Regions from separate parts of the Homo sapiens genome. Here regions 1 and 3 are each linked to region 2. A link is a contact called in ENCODE Hi-C or POLR2A ChIA-PET data. All regions are on one chromosome and are shown on one strand. Each heading gives the region's core, a stretch centred on a gene start or an enhancer-like site at or near the end of the contact. The rest is flanking DNA. Distances are from core to core; before and after follow the strand shown. Region 1 has its middle 67 kb from the start of RESF1. Region 2 holds the start of ETFBKMT (electron transfer flavoprotein subunit beta lysine methyltransferase). Region 3 overlaps BICD1 (BICD cargo adaptor 1).

Region 1 (3,058 bases), core at 262-2,761, 370 kb after region 2:
AAATATAAAAATTAGCTGGGCGTAGTGGTACCCGCCTGTAGTCCCAGCTACTCAGGAGGCTGAGGTGGGAGGATCAGTTGAGCCAGGGAGGCAGAGGTTGCAATGAGCTGAGATTGCATCACTGCACTCCAGCCTGTGTGACAGAGTGAGACCCTGTCTCAAAAAAAAAAAAAAACTTAAAATCTTTTTTTTAATTCTCTCAATTTCAATCTCACTTACTTCTTCTTTCAAAGCCACCACTGTCTGAACCTGGTGCCCTTCCTTCTGATTATAGTTTTCGTTGTTGTTACTGTGTTTTGTTTACTTTTACAATTTTGGAATATGAAAATATCTTTCTTTTGTAACGACAAATATGGAATACAAACATTACAACTTCTTTTTTTGCCCATCCTGGATTAAAAAGGAAATAATAGATGAAATGCCTTGCAAAGAGGACAAAATATTTTGGGGTCTAAAATGTGCTTTGCCCAGGATCTTGCCTTGTAATGATAATGACTCTCCCTTAGTGATCCAAACAAAGGAATGTGGTCAACTGTATGAACAAGGTTCAGTGAAGTCCTGAGTCACATGACAATCTGTCCTCCCCAAGCCTCTGTGCTTCAGAAGCTGGAAAGTCGTTCTACCCTTGGGCACAGGGTACATGTGCAGTAGCAATAAATAGCACCAGGAGGAATAGGAGCAACAAGTGTTACTGGTAGAGGGTCTTGACTACGAGTTGTCCAGGTCCTTGGCATTTTGAACAAAGAATTGAACAAAACGTACGAAGTAGCAGAGAAATGAAATGCAGGAATGAAGCAACGAGAGCAGGAATTCATTAAAGCGAGAAAGCACTTCACAGGGTGGGAGTGGGCCTGAGCAAGCAGCTCAAGGGTGCAGTTACAAAGCTTTCTGGGCTTTAAGTACCTCATTTGAGGTTCTTATCTAGATGAAGGATTTGGTCTGTGGCAAATTAAAGACTGAGGTGAACTGGCGCCCTGTGCAGATAAAGGGATGGTCCCTGCTTCGCCAGGGCCAATCCAAGGCACTCTCCTTTTCCATCCCAGCACTTTGGGAGCCTGAGGCAGGTGATCACTTGAGCTCAGGAGTTCAAGACCAGCCTGGCTAACATGGTGAAAACCTGTCTCTACTGGTGCTCTCGCCATTATTCCATCTGCTATGAGCCCCTTTCTGCATAAAGTAAAGTTTGCCTTGCTAAGAGAATTAAATTTATGTTTGAATGTTATTTCTTTGTAGCACTGGGGAACAAGCATTCTATTTCTAAATAAACATTTTTACATATAAGAAATGGTGGTCCGTACAGGGATACATTTTCCTCTGGGGTGGTCTCTAGTCCTCTCATGAGGGGGTCTCCCACTGCCTCATTGTGGTGGCCTCAGGGGTAGTAAGAAATTGAGACCCATCTGGTGTGATGAATAGACCCGGACTCTCAACAAGGCAGAAGAAACTGGCCAGCAATCTGGAGTAAATGATCCTCACATATGATGTGGACCAGGCGACCTCATGCATGAGCCAAGAAAGGAAACAAACCAGAGGAGCCGTACACCAGCACCTGCCTGGAAACCACATCCTCATCAAAAGATAGAAAGAAGAAAAACTCGAGGCAGCCTAAGAACCCTACCTTGTGCTGCTAACCACCGAGACTGCCGTTCGCACAGCAGAAAAGGATAGACACATCATACCCAAGTCAAAAAAGCGTCATCACCATCAAAGTTATAGGTCATTGTTCCAGGGTCAAGCCCTACCAAGTTAAAGCTAAGAAAACTTTATCTATCTTTTCTTTCCTTTAACTACTCCCCATCTTATTAATGTAACTAAATCTAACTCACCTCAAATTATTACTTTTAATGCCTGTTCAGTTATCACTCCTCTCATACCAAATGACAAAACCAAAGTCTTTGTAGTAAAAGTAAAAAAATCTAAAGCAAACCACAGCAATTAAAACAAGATATCAAGATGTAAATGACTAGCTAAAATACATTAAATATTCTGTCCGCACTCTAAATAAAAGCAATTGTTATGCTTGTGCACACAGTAGGCTAGAAGTCCAAGTTATCCCCTTTCCACTCAGATAGTCCTCTAATCGACAAGGCATGGACTGCATGGTAGCTCCTTTTCTTCTTTTGTCTTTTTTTCTTTTTTTTATCTGAGACGGAGTCTCGCTCTGTCGCCCAGGCTGGAGTGCAGTGGCGCAATCTCGGCTTACTACAAGCTCCACCTCCCGGGTTCAAGCCATTCTCCTGCCTCAGCCTCCCAAGTAGCTGGGACTACAAGCGCACGCTGCCAAGCCCGGCTAACTTTTTTTTTTTTTTTTTTTTTGTATTTTTAGTAGAGACGGGGTTTTACCCTGTTAGCCAGGATGGTCTCGATCTCCATCTCCTGACCTCGTGATCCGCCCGTCTCGGCCTCCCAAAGTGCTGGGATATAGGCGTGAGCCACTGCACCCGGCCGGTATCAAAATCCTGCAGCCTAAGATAGTAAAGTGTGCCAAACTCTCTCTACTATTTCCTAAAGTGCAGTACCCTGAGGGTCAGCCCCCCGAGGGCCATTCAGCCTCCATCTTCCAAGACCAATTTTACCTCGTGTCTCCAACGATAAAAGGAAAATTTAGCGTACTTTGAAGACTTAACATGATACAGCGAGGTCAGGCACTTCCAAAAGCTAACCCATCAGTCCACCCTTATTCATCCCCAAGCGGATGCATAGTAATACTGTAAAAAACCTTTACTAGACACTCTACCAAATAATTAGAGCAGCACTTATGCTCTAGTTCAATTAGCTATCCCTTTTACCCTGGCATTTCATCAATCAGAAAAAGAGAAATTACGACATAAGCAAATAAAAGAAGCCTCAAAAGAAGCAGCCCCTTACAGCTATTTTGATTCCCATGTCTATTCAGATGCAATTAGAGGTCCTCACAGAGTACCAAATAAATTTAAAACCAGAGATCAAATAGCTGCAAGGTTTAAGTCAATGTTGTTTTAGTGAGTAGCAATTAATAAAAATGTAGATTAAATAAACTGCATTTATTACTACCAGCAGCAATTTATTAACTATACCA
Region 2 (2,874 bases), core at 52-2,551:
GGTGTATAGCTTATCAACAAGAATGTAGCAAATACACCATTCAACTAAGAAAGAAATGATAAGGCTGCATCTGGGGCTGTTGACTGGAAGCACAAAGTTTCCTTTCCTTGTAGTAGTTCCTAAAGATTCCAGTTTACATGGAAAGACAGAAAGCTGTCACACCCATGGCAGGAGCGCAGAACCCAAGCGACAAATTCTAATTTTGAACAGGCAGGTGCCAGTGCATTTCTCAAACTGCAAACTAAAATGCAGAAACACGATTTTCCTGTTTCTTAGTTTTGGACCGTTTTCCCCCCTCTAGCACGCCAGAGCAGGTTTTAATTGTTGTCAGGTCAGATGGTGAGTTAACTTTGAGTGTTGAGTTGAGGGGCCAGTGGGATGTGGGTCCAGTTGAAAGGTGGATATATGTAGATCCAGACTCGAGTGATATAGGCTGCAAATAAATTGCTAGTGAATTTATGAATTATTAGAAAAGAAAGGACATTCATTATGATTTAATCGCAGTTGAATGTAGGCAGCACAGAGGGCTTATACTGTGTCTTTTTTTTTTTTTTTTTTTAAATATACGGTGTCTATTTTGCTCACCACTCTATGCCCGGTGCCTGGAAGTGCGACTGGCACATAGTAGGTGTTGCATAGTTTCAGAATGAACTTTTTAGGAATCAAAATTCTACAAACATTGCACACAGATTTAACGTTCCCTTATTTTCCAGGTGAGGTCAGGGCGCCCTTTGGTTTCGCGCTTCTGTCCCTTTAAGAAAGTGGAGGAGAAAGAAAGCGCTGCTGGGAAAAAGGGCGGGGCCGCGAGGGGCCGCCGTCCGTCCCGCCCCCTGCCGGGCCGCGGCGCTCTGCTAGAGCGTGGCTCAGTTTTGGTAGCGGGACCCCGGAAATGTAAAGCATGAGCGGGAACAGTCGCCAGGGCGAGTGACAGGCGAGCCCTATGCTTTACTTCCGAGGGCGGTGTCAGCAAAGCTAGGTAAGGAGACAGGGAGGACGGTGCCTGCCCCTTTAAGATCGACTCCACCCCGCCTCTGGAGGAAAATGACGCCGCCGTCTACCCGTTGTGGAACGTAACTCTTTTCATCCCATCAGCTCTCCTTCTCATTAAGAGAAATACCAAGTGGTCACCACAGTCACATACTTCATAACCCATGCCTCATCGGTGCTGGGACGGGAGAGGGAAGCGCCGATCTAAATGACATGGGGTCCAAATCCCAAATAATCTCTATTTGCTCTGCGTTACCTTTAAACTTAGGCTGCGTTGTGTGATTCAAGTGACAGCCTAGTACTGCTTAACAATTAGTCTAGTGGGATACCAGGCCCTGAGAGACCCCTACGATCCCAGGACACTGATGTGGGGTAACTAACACCCACTGGAAGTCTACGCTGAGTTCACAGGCTATGTATGACCTGACATGCATTTTGACCTGCCCTGTGTTTTGATATTTGAATGAGTTGCTGATGTTTACAAGCCGAAGCTGGCCGGGCGTGGTGGCTCGCGCCTGTAATCCCAGCACTTTGGGAGGTCGAGGCAGGAGGATCGCTTCAGGTCAGGAGTTCCAGACCAGTCTGGCCAACATGGCGAAACCTCGTCTCTACTAAAAAAAAAAAAAAAAAAAAAAATACAAAAATTAGCCGGGCGTGGTGGCACGCCCCTGTAATCCCAGGACTCGGGAGGCTGAGGTAGGAGAATCGCTTGAACCTGGGAGTCGGAGGTTGCAGTGAGCCGAGATCACGCCACTGCACTCCAGCCTGGGCAACAGAGACTCTGTCTCAAAAAAAAAAAAAAAAAAAAAAAAAAAGGTGGAAGCTAATGTGTCAATATCTAGATTTTTTTGATGATTTTGAGAAATCGGAGGATCTGGCAGCATGTCCTGCCTAGCCTTTTTGAACTGTTTGAAAACAGTCTCCAGCTTGCCACAGCCCCTCTGTTATTTTACAGCCAGCCTGCATCACTCATTTATGATGTCCAGCCCCTTGTGGGGATTTGGATTTTTGACCCCTAAATACTTTAGTGGATTTAAGACCATTTAAAACATTTATGCAGAAGAGATCCGAGGTCCCCAAACAACTGGGTGTATAAGTTGTGTTTAAGTTGTTCCTCATTCTCATTTATTCTAATCCGGGTGTTTTTCTATATATATATATTTTTAAACAAATCTTAGTGATCAATTGCACAGGTGTTTTTCTGTTGGAGCAAATCTTTTCAGTTTAGGCTTGGTAAAATCGAACCATCAGATACTTTTACAGAAAGAGATTTAGGAGTTGATGTTCTTTTATTACAATTAAATGCATACAGTATTTTTAAAGGAAAAAACCTGAATCTTGATTGCATTGTTTTATGATACAACAATCTTTAATGAAATAGAGTAGTCAATATAATTTGTATTAATATATCTCTGCCCACAGACAATTATAAATTCATTAACCCCCAGAACTCTTGGCTAGACTTCATAAAGGCAAAAACTGTGTTTGCCCTGTTAACTGCTTTATCCCACCACTAGAATATAAGCTTCCTGAAGACAGAAGACTTCTGTTATTTTGTTCACAGTTACCAAGCATGCCTACTTTGTTAAATTTATGAAAGAACTTTAAAGGTACAGTTGGCCCACAATATAACAATATAGCAATATAAAATTACAACAATAAAAATAACACAAAAATAGTGTAACAACTACTTATATAGCATTTACGTTGTATTAAGTATTATGAGTCATCCAGAGATGATTTAAAGTAAAGTATACCACAGCATATGCCTAGTTTATATACAAATATGATGCCATTTTATATAAGGGACTTGAGTATCCTCTGATTGTGGTATCCTGGAAGCAGGGGATACCGGAACCAATCACTTGAGGATACTGAAGGATGACT
Region 3 (3,149 bases), core at 528-3,027, 480 kb after region 2:
CCTACCACATACTGGGTATTGTGCTAGATATTTAATATGCCAGATAGCATATGCCTCATTAGCCTATGAAGTAGAGGCTTTTATTATTATTTCCACTTACATAGATGAGAAAATTGCAGCACAGATAAATTAATTTGTCTAGCGATGGAACCAAAATCTCAGTCAGGCAGTGTGACTTCAAAGCTTGTATTGATAGAAGTTCTCCAAGTGCTTTAAATATATTAACTCATTCAGACTCACCAAGCTGTGCATTTTTAGTTTATAGAGTTGATATCAGTATTAAATAGGAATATGTATGTGTATGTATTTATATATGTATGCAGATGGTCCCTGACTTAACGATGGTTCATCTTAATGATTTTTTGACTTTATAATTATTTTTTGACTTTATAATTTTTTGACTTTATATAAACCATATTTTGGGTGCCCACACGTCTATTCTGTTTTTCACTTTCAGTACACCAGTCAACAAATTACATGAGCTATTCAACACTTTACTTTAAATAGGCTTTGTGTTAGGTGATTTTTGCCCAAATATAGGCTAATGTAAGTGTTTTGAGCATGTTTAAGGTAGGTGAGGCTAAGTAAGCTGTATTTGATAGGTTAGGCGTATTAAATGTATTTTTGACTTATGATATTTTTCAAACTATGATGGGTTTACTAGGACATAATCTCATCATCAGTTGAGGAGCATCTGTATATGTATGTGTTTAGATAGATATAATTAGATATCTATATATAATAGATTCTATGCTATGGGCATTGTAAGTTCTAAATTGCTTCAGTGGCATTATTGTACATTCTTACATAAGATTGAAGAATTTTGTGATTTTGATTAATTTATATCCTTCAAAGTGACCAGGAAGGTAGAGTTTGCATGCAGAAAATTTGCATGTATATTAATTCCATAAATAATGTTTGTAGTTAAATTTTCATTTTGTTTAAACATTTTTTACAAGATAGAGTTTACTCAGTGCTGTTATTTAGCAGCTGTGTGTATGACTTCATAATTTAGGGGGCTGTCTGTTTTGTGTTCTAAGCCACGTGGCTGCTGTGGTGACTGCTTTAGAAACTTTCAGTTCCCTTTGCTGTGAAACAGGTTTCAGTGCATCGTCCCTGTGTATAAGGTCAGGTTTCTTACATGGACTCACTCTGTTTCTGTAAATTTGTCTGAGAATTTTCAAGGCAGTGCTTTCATGGCCTCTCCTCTAATTTTGTGTGTGTGTGTTTGTGTGTGTCTGTGTGTGATGATGAAAAAGTCAAAAGCCCTAAAATTAAATCAGAGTTTAATCCATGTCCCTAAACTAGATAAGCTGCTTTAGACCTTTTCCTTATCCCTTACACGTCGCTCAGTAAATACTTGCTGATTGACTTTCAAATTCAGATTACTTTTACGCTAGCATACGGTGGGCACAAAGGGTTTTTTTGTTTATTTGTTTGTTTGAGACGGAGTCTCGCTCTGTCGCCAGGCTGGAGCGCAGTGGTGCAATCTCGGCTCACTGCAACCTCCTCTTCCTGGGTTCGAGCGATTCCTCGTGCCTTAGCCTCCCAAGTAGCTGGGACTACAGACAAGCGCCACCACGCCCAGCTGATTTTTGTATTTTTAGTAAAGACGGGGTTTCACCATGTTGGCCAGGATGCTCAAACCCCTGACCTCGCGATCCGCCCGCCTCGGCCTCCCAAAGCGCTGAGATTACAGGCGTGAGCCACCGCTCCTGGCCTGGGCACAGAGTTAAAAAAAAAATACTGGTAACAGAAAACTTGTTGGCGTGTTTCAGTTTTCAGAGTCTTCTATAAGGTCTTATACCAGCCGAGAAGCAGCAGAACCATCTGTCCGTGTACCGAGGACGGATCTCAGCAGCTCTCTGTTCAGTGGCTCCTGCCTTTGTAGTGGATTCCCTTGCTGTGCTGTAATTAAGTCAGCCGGCAGGAGTTCCTGTTTTGAGGGGGCCTCTCCCGGCTGGAGAAGTACCACTGCCTTTGTGTTACCTGCCATGTTATTGTGGAGTGGATAATTTTTTTTTCCTGCATGGGTCTTGGTTTAACAGCAGGATCCTCTGGGCTTCTTCCAAGAAGCACCACATTTCCCTGAAAATAAATGGCAGATGAATTATTTCTTGAGATTATGAAAATCTGTTAGATGAAAGCTTGCCTTTTTCTCATGTTCAAAACAATGCTAAATGCTTATAATTATACTCCCAATGAATTACTTCTTTCACTGGCTTCCTTTGCTCTGGCAAAGGTGGATTTTTTTTCCATGGCAGAGAAATTTTATAAAAAATGTAATATTTTAGAAAATGCCTAAATGTCAAGAATACAACATCTTGTTTGTTGTTGTTGTTGTTGTTTTGTTTGTTTTTTGATACGGAGTCTCGCTCTGTCGCCCAGGCTGGAGTGCAGTGGCGCAATCTCAGCTCAATGCAACCCCGCCTCCCGGGTTCAAGCAATTCGCTGCCTCAGCCTCCCGAGTAGCCTCCATTGAAGGAAGTGCCATAGTGTGGGAGGATCTTTTTATTTTCTACGCGCACCGTATTTGATTCTGTGTTTACAGGAACTGTGTCTGTAGACAAAAAGCAAAATGTTGGGGTTTAGTTTCTTCAGGTGAATAAAATGTTACTTGCATCTCCTCATTGTCACAGTGTTCGTATTACATACTTCGTGTGTGTAGTTTTGGCATTTAAGGAAACAGAGCTAAAAAAAAAACAAAGGACAATAACTGCATCAACAACATGTTATACACCAGAGGAAATGCGGCGACTTAGGTTCTGTGATGGGAAACCCGGATTTTTTTGTTGTACTTGAAATCTTCCGTAGAACGTACGTGTTTGCATGACCCAGAAAGGAAAACACATTGGAGGACTTTGTACTAGTTCCATTCTAATTCTGTAAAATTCTCACAAATTCAGGCATCTGTTAACCCTTCGAGGGCATATAAGTTCAGAGCCATGTTTTCTGTTTTGTGTCTTTCCCTTTGGCGGAGTGGTTACCTTTTCTGAGCCCTTGGCTTGCTTTCTGTGAACATAAGGCGCTCCATCTGCCGCTTTAAAGTGAAGATTTATAATTCAAACAAGACAGCGTTTCGATGTTGCACTCCTGTCTTATTAGATATCAACTTAAAGTTAAGAAAATGGAATTATTCAAGGCCTTGT

Evidence for each region. A loop is a pair of places that touch in the nucleus more often than their neighbours do. ChIA-PET counts read pairs that join two places held with the same protein, here RNA polymerase II (POLR2A). Pooled maps may share reads with other maps.
Region 1: a loop to region 2 is called in a map of naive thymus-derived CD4-positive, alpha-beta T cell, with 6 times the contacts of the local background. The contact joins the enhancer-like site here to the promoter of ETFBKMT in region 2. A Hi-C loop is called at or near these places in 1 of 168 maps with a recorded cell type or tissue (naive thymus-derived CD4-positive, alpha-beta T cell) and 9 of 50 pooled maps. POLR2A ChIA-PET finds 5 or more read pairs at or near these places in 4 of 52 experiments (AG04450, OCI-LY7, activated B cell and 1 more).
Region 3: a map of OCI-LY7 shows a loop between it and region 2 (7-fold over the local background). The contact joins the enhancer-like site here to the promoter of ETFBKMT in region 2. A Hi-C loop is called at or near these places in 3 of 168 maps with a recorded cell type or tissue (B cell, OCI-LY7 and naive thymus-derived CD4-positive, alpha-beta T cell), 27 of 37 single-sample maps with no recorded cell type and 15 of 50 pooled maps. POLR2A ChIA-PET finds 5 or more read pairs at or near these places in 6 of 52 experiments (B cell, H1, activated CD8-positive, alpha-beta T cell and 3 more).

What each region holds. Positions count from the first base shown.
Region 1 is chr12:32,024,505-32,027,562 of GRCh38, forward strand. No RefSeq gene overlaps it. Among named protein-coding and RNA genes, the nearest start is that of RESF1, 67 kb to the left of the region's middle. RefSeq lists an enhancer at 491-785. Within about 2 kb of position 1,512, at least 2 of the 41 ENCODE cell types and tissues checked have a DNase peak (open chromatin) inside an H3K27ac peak, as active enhancers do.
Region 2 is chr12:31,658,387-31,661,260 of GRCh38, forward strand. ETFBKMT (electron transfer flavoprotein subunit beta lysine methyltransferase) reads left to right here and starts at 1,302. Exons shown (of 4, transcript NM_001135863.2): 1 at 1,302-1,403. RefSeq lists a silencer at 660-969 and enhancers at 671-1,172, 1,090-1,249.
Region 3 is chr12:32,138,139-32,141,287 of GRCh38, forward strand. The region is part of intron 1 of BICD1 (BICD cargo adaptor 1); the gene reads left to right. Among named protein-coding and RNA genes, the nearest start is that of BICD1-AS1, 32 kb to the left of the region's middle. RefSeq lists an enhancer at 1,808-1,857. Within about 2 kb of position 1,778, at least 11 of the 41 ENCODE cell types and tissues checked have a DNase peak (open chromatin) inside an H3K27ac peak, as active enhancers do; they include B cell and OCI-LY7, where a contact is called at or near this core.